2 separate regions of the Homo sapiens genome follow, and region 1 is linked to region 2. The links are chromatin loops, found by intact Hi-C in ENCODE. Cell type or tissue: heart right ventricle. All regions are shown on one strand. Region 1 has its middle 15 kb from the start of AMZ2. Region 2 holds the start of MIR635 (microRNA 635).

Region 1 (2,500 bases), 160 kb before region 2:
TACCATTTTGAATAGGATAGACAGGAATGCCTCCCTAGGGAGGTGGCATTTGGAAGTGATCAAATTGAAGGGTCACACTGCATACACATCTCAGGGAAGGGAGTACCAAGCAAAGGAAACCACAAATGCTAAGGCCTGAAGCTTGCAACAGTAAGAACAATTCCAGAAACAGTAAGAGAGGCTGGGCGTGGTGGCTCACACCTGTAATCCCAGCACTTTGGGAGGCTGAAGCAGGTAGATCACCTAGGTCAGGAGTTCGAGACCAGCCTGGCCAACATGACGAAACCCCATCTCTACTAAAAATACAAAAAAAAAATGAGCTGGGTGTGGTGGCGGGTGCCTGTAATCTCAGCTACTCAGGAGGCTCAGGCAGGAGAATTGCTTGAACCTGGAGGCGGAGGTTGCAGTGAGGCGAGATTGTGCCATTGCACTCCAGCGTGGGTGACAAGAGCAAAACTCCATCTCAAACGAAAACAAACAAAAAAAAAAAAAAGAAAGGGCCGGGCGTAGTGGCTCACGCCTGAATTCCCAGCACTTTGGGAGGCTGAGGTCGGCGGATCACGATGTCAGGAGATCGAGACCATCCTGGCTAACACGGTGAAACTCCGTGTCTACTAAAAATACAAAAAATTAGCCAGGTGTGGTGGCGGGCGCCTGTAGTCCCAGCTACTCGGGAGGCTGAGGCAGGAGAATTGCTTGAGCCTGGGAGGCGGAGGTTGCAGTGAGCCAAGATTGCACCACTGCACTCCAACCTGGGCGACAGAGCGAGACTGCCCCCCCAACCCCCCCAGAAAAAGAGCCAGTGAGGCTAGTGTAGCAGGAGCAGAGGGAAAAGTAATAGTATCCATCAGGCAGTTCATGCAGGGCCCATTGCTAAGGATTTAGTTCAGACTTGTGCTGTAAGAGGATTACTGTGGCTGCTGTATGGAAAATTAAGGTGGGGGTGGCGTGTTCCAAGAGTGGAAGCAGGCAGGCCAGCTAGAAGACTACTGTAATAATCCAGCTAAGATGATATTGGCTTGGATCAAGGGTCCTGGTGCAGTTGGCAGAAGCAGTCAGCTCCTGGATATATTTAGAAAGGAGAGCCGATTGGATGTGTGGAGGAGTGGGTTTGAGGAGGATGATCCAGAGTTCTGCTGAGGACACTTTAAGTAGAAGATGCCTAGTTTTATATCCATGCCCTGCCATGCGGGCAGATATAAATCAGGAGCTCAGGGACAAAGTTGGGACTAAGAATGGGAGGTGCCAGTGCAGAGAGGGTGCTTAAAGTTTTGGTTGAATTCTAGGGTGTATAAGTTGTTAGGGAAGTTAGCGTGCTTGTTCTTGAGTTGCTGGAAAGGCATATAAATGACACAAATACATGGCCACAATCTGTATTTTCTCAATAATATTTGGTGAAATGTTCTGGGCATCAGGTTTCCCGTCTAATTTTCCATGTAGGAAATGGATAGTCATTGAAGTAGTTTTGATTTGGGTGAGTTGTTACATGGAAAGGGAAGTTGTAAGTTCTCTTGCCACTTTTCTTGTTCTGCACCTTTAGAGAGTCATTAACGAGAACTGAACACTAGGGGGACCCAGTTTCCTTACTTATGCAACGGCGGCTGGCCCAGCTGTACGCTACGATCGCCCTCACTTAGGACACATGCAATATAAACACAAATCTGAAAACAAGGGCAGCTTCTCTTTTATCAATGCAATGTATACTTATAGCAGTGATCATTTTTGCGTGTAACATGTCTGAATTCCTTAAATAGGTCATTTTAAGTAATGTGCATAACCATTACTATTTTTCTTTTATGAGACAGGGTCTCACTCTTTGCCAAGGCTGTGTGCAGTGATGCCATCTGGACTCACTGCAACCTCTGCCTTCTGGGCTCAAGTGCTCTTTCTACCTCAGCCTCCTGAGTAGCTGGGACCACAGGCATGAGCCACCACACCTGGCTAATTTTGGTTTCGCCATGTGGCCCAGGCTGGTCTTGAACTCCTGGGCTCAAGCAATTCACTCACCGTGGCTTCCTGAAGTGCTGGGATTACAGGGATGAGCCACAACACCTGGCCACGGTTTAAAGAATTAAAGACAATGGCTTCTAAACTCTAGTTCCCTATTGGTGAGCCCCATATTTGCAAACTTGTGAAACTAAGGATCATGATTTCTTTTTTATTTTTTCTTAATTTTTATTTTTTGAGATGGAATCTTGCTCTGTCGCCCAGGCTAGGGTGCAGTGGCGTGATCTCGACTCACTGCAACCTCCACCTCCCAGGTTCAAGTGCTTCTCCTGCCTCAGCCCCCCGAGTAGCTGGGATTACAGGCACGCACCAACATGTCCGGCTAATTTTTGTATTTTTAGTAGAGACAGGATTTCACCATGTTGGCTAGGCTGGTCTCGAACTCCTGACCTCAAGTGAGCCACCCGCCTCGGCTTCTCAAAGTGCTGGGTGGGATTACAGGTGTGCGCCACCACGCCCAGCTGAAGGATCATGATGATTTCTGATTTACAAT
Region 2 (2,500 bases):
TACTGGTTCTTCAATTAAGCACCTCCCCTTTTCCTTTTTACCCCAAATAAATGATCTGCACAAGGTACCTATTATTTTATACAGGTTCTTTGGCAAGGAACTACCTCCTAGATACTAATATCCACATTACCCCAATTCTGTAACTATAAGAGGTTGCAAGGCTTACTGCGATTACAATTAAGAATCTAATAATATTTTATAGTAGTTACAGACTTTTACCAAAATTAGTGAAACGGAACCTAGTGAGTGTCTGGATGTGGTAAACCCTGACAGAGTAGAATGGTCACATTTGTCCCCACGGTGTCTGACCTAGAGTGCTCTGGATCCTGGAAGCCTCGACTTCAGGTAAATAACCACCGCCTCTTGAGGGTGCAGAAGAACGCCCTTTAAGGCCAGTTGGGGCCATGAGAACCCAAAGGTAAAACAACTGGTTTATAGTTAGGCAGCATGCCAACAGAGGTTTTGAAGTTTATAATTAGTATTTTTAAGAACAACTGCTCTCCGCCACTGAGATATAAACTTCACTTGCCAGCCACGTCTCTGACAACCTGCCTATTGAAAGCCAGAAATGTAAAAGCTCACGCTGCGACCGACCCGCAGAGCCGATGTGGGAAATCACAAAACAACAGCCCCAGCCCTGCATGCAGGGCCCCACCGCAGCTTTGTTTTCTAAGCCAAATGTGCTCACTAGAGGGTTCCACGGATCTGCGGGAGAAAGAAGCCAGACCTGCACTCCATCCTTTTACAATTGGAAGCTCAATGGACACAAAACAATGATCAGGAGAAGTTTCCATAACAAAGCCTAATGGACATTGTTTCAGTGCCCAAGTGGCAGCTCCTCTCTGGCTCTAGGAGCTGATGCTCCAAGTCTTGGCCCAAACACTACTTCCGGCCGGGTGCGGCGGTTCACGCCTGTAATCCTAGCACTTTGGGAGGCCGAGACGAGTGGATCACTTGAGGTCAGGAGTTTGAGACCAGCGTGACCAACATGGTGAAACCCCGTCTCTACTAAAAATACAAAATATTAGTTGGGCATGGTGGCGCACATCTGTAATTGCAGCTACTCGGGAGGCTGAGGCAGGAGAATTGCTTGAACCCAGGAGGCAGAGGCTGCAGCGAGCCGAGATCACACCACTGCACTCCAGCCTGGGTGACAGAGCAAGACTCCGTCTCAAAAACAAAACAAAACAAATCAGTACTTCCATCTCGAAATGATTTCAGGTTGACTATCTGGGATGTTTTGACTGAAGCTCACAAGAGCGGTCTATATGTTACTCCAGATGGGAGCCTGAAGAATCAGCAGTTAAGGAAGCCCCAGCAGGCTCTCAGGAGGGAATCTTGTCTTCAGTTCCAGGTGATGGAAGAAGCCACGCCCAGCACTCAGCCAGCCCCGAGGGCCCTAGCTGTGGGAACAGGCTGAGCAGGTTGCTGGGAAACCCAGCTAAAGGTGCTCGGGCAAGCTCCTGCCCTGCACCTGCTGCCCTCCACAGAGCACACAATTGCTTTTCTTTTCTTTTTGAGATAGAGTCTCACTCTTTCACCTAGGCTGGAGTGCAGTGGCACAATCAGAGCTCACTGCAGCCTCGACCTCCCAGGCTCAGGTGATCCTCCCATCTCAGCGTCCCGAATAGCTGGGACTACAGGCACGTGACACCACACCCGGCTAATTTTTTCTTTTCTTTTTTTTTTTTTTTTTTGGTGGAGATGGGGTTTTGCTGTGTTGCCCAGGCTGGTCTCTAACTCCTGGGCTCAAGCAATCCTCCAGCCTCGGCCTCCCAAAGTGCTGGGATTACAGGTGTGAGCCACCGCACCCGGCCACTTGTTTCTTAATGAGTGTCTGCAACTGCTGGGGAGGTGCGGGTCTGCCGGCCAGAGCTGCAGGTAAGTGAGGGTCAAGCTGGTTCACAGAGTGCAGCAACTCAGCTCAGAGTCCTGAACACACAGCCCAGCCCTCTGAAACCATCCCCTCCAGCACAAGGAAGGCAGCATTCTGCAAACGCATCCATGGGAGCCTCAGGAAAATAAGTTTTAGACAAGTCACGTGTTCCTACCTTCCAGGCAGCAAAGTCAGTGCTACAGAAGCAAAGTAAGGGATCGCAGGCCTCTGGCTGGAGGGAGGCCACCAAGACTCCCTGGATTAGTATTCGGTGACTCTAATGCCATCAGGGTTTAGCTCGACACCTAAAGCCTACTCTGTAGGATTCGAAGCACACAGTACAACAAATATCCTATGGCTTTCCAAATACTAGAGCAGAGAATTAGTTGTTATAGATTAGAAAACAGGGAAAGGGACTCTGCCTCTCGTATGAGGCGAAGGTTTCCTTCTAAGCACACAGACTGAGCCGCCCAGTTACGGGTTCCTAATGCTCACAGGAGGAAACTCATTCTCATCATCAAGACACACTGGTCCCGTCGCAAACTCATGTTCAGGAATAACTTCTCCTCGCAGCGCCCCGCCGTCCTCAGAATAACCTGGAAACCAAGAAAGAGACATGAAACA

What was found. A loop is a pair of places that touch in the nucleus more often than their neighbours do. Peaks named below come from ENCODE experiments on the same cell type or tissue, not always from the same donor. Only the 100,000 strongest peaks of a DNase experiment are listed, where the experiment ranks them.
Region 1: a loop joins it to region 2, with 4 times the contacts of the local background. A loop is called at or near these places in 88 of 110 quality-filtered maps.

What each region holds. Positions count from the first base shown.
Region 1 is chr17:68,261,692-68,264,191 of GRCh38, forward strand. It overlaps a transcript of ARSG not described here. Among named protein-coding and RNA genes, the nearest start is that of AMZ2, 15 kb to the left of the region's middle. In heart right ventricle, CTCF peaks have their summits at 1,555 (motif pointing right) and 1,755; no DNase peak of the experiment used is centred here; H3K27ac peaks cover 1,362 bases.
Region 2 is chr17:68,423,704-68,426,203 of GRCh38, forward strand. WIPI1 (WD repeat domain, phosphoinositide interacting 1) reads right to left here. Exons shown (of 13, transcript NM_017983.7): 12 at 2,372-2,472. MIR635 (microRNA 635) reads right to left here and starts at 845; the gene lies at 748-845. It also overlaps a transcript of ARSG not described here and a transcript of PRKAR1A not described here. In heart right ventricle, no CTCF peak of the experiment used is centred here; no DNase peak of the experiment used is centred here; H3K27ac peaks cover 464 bases.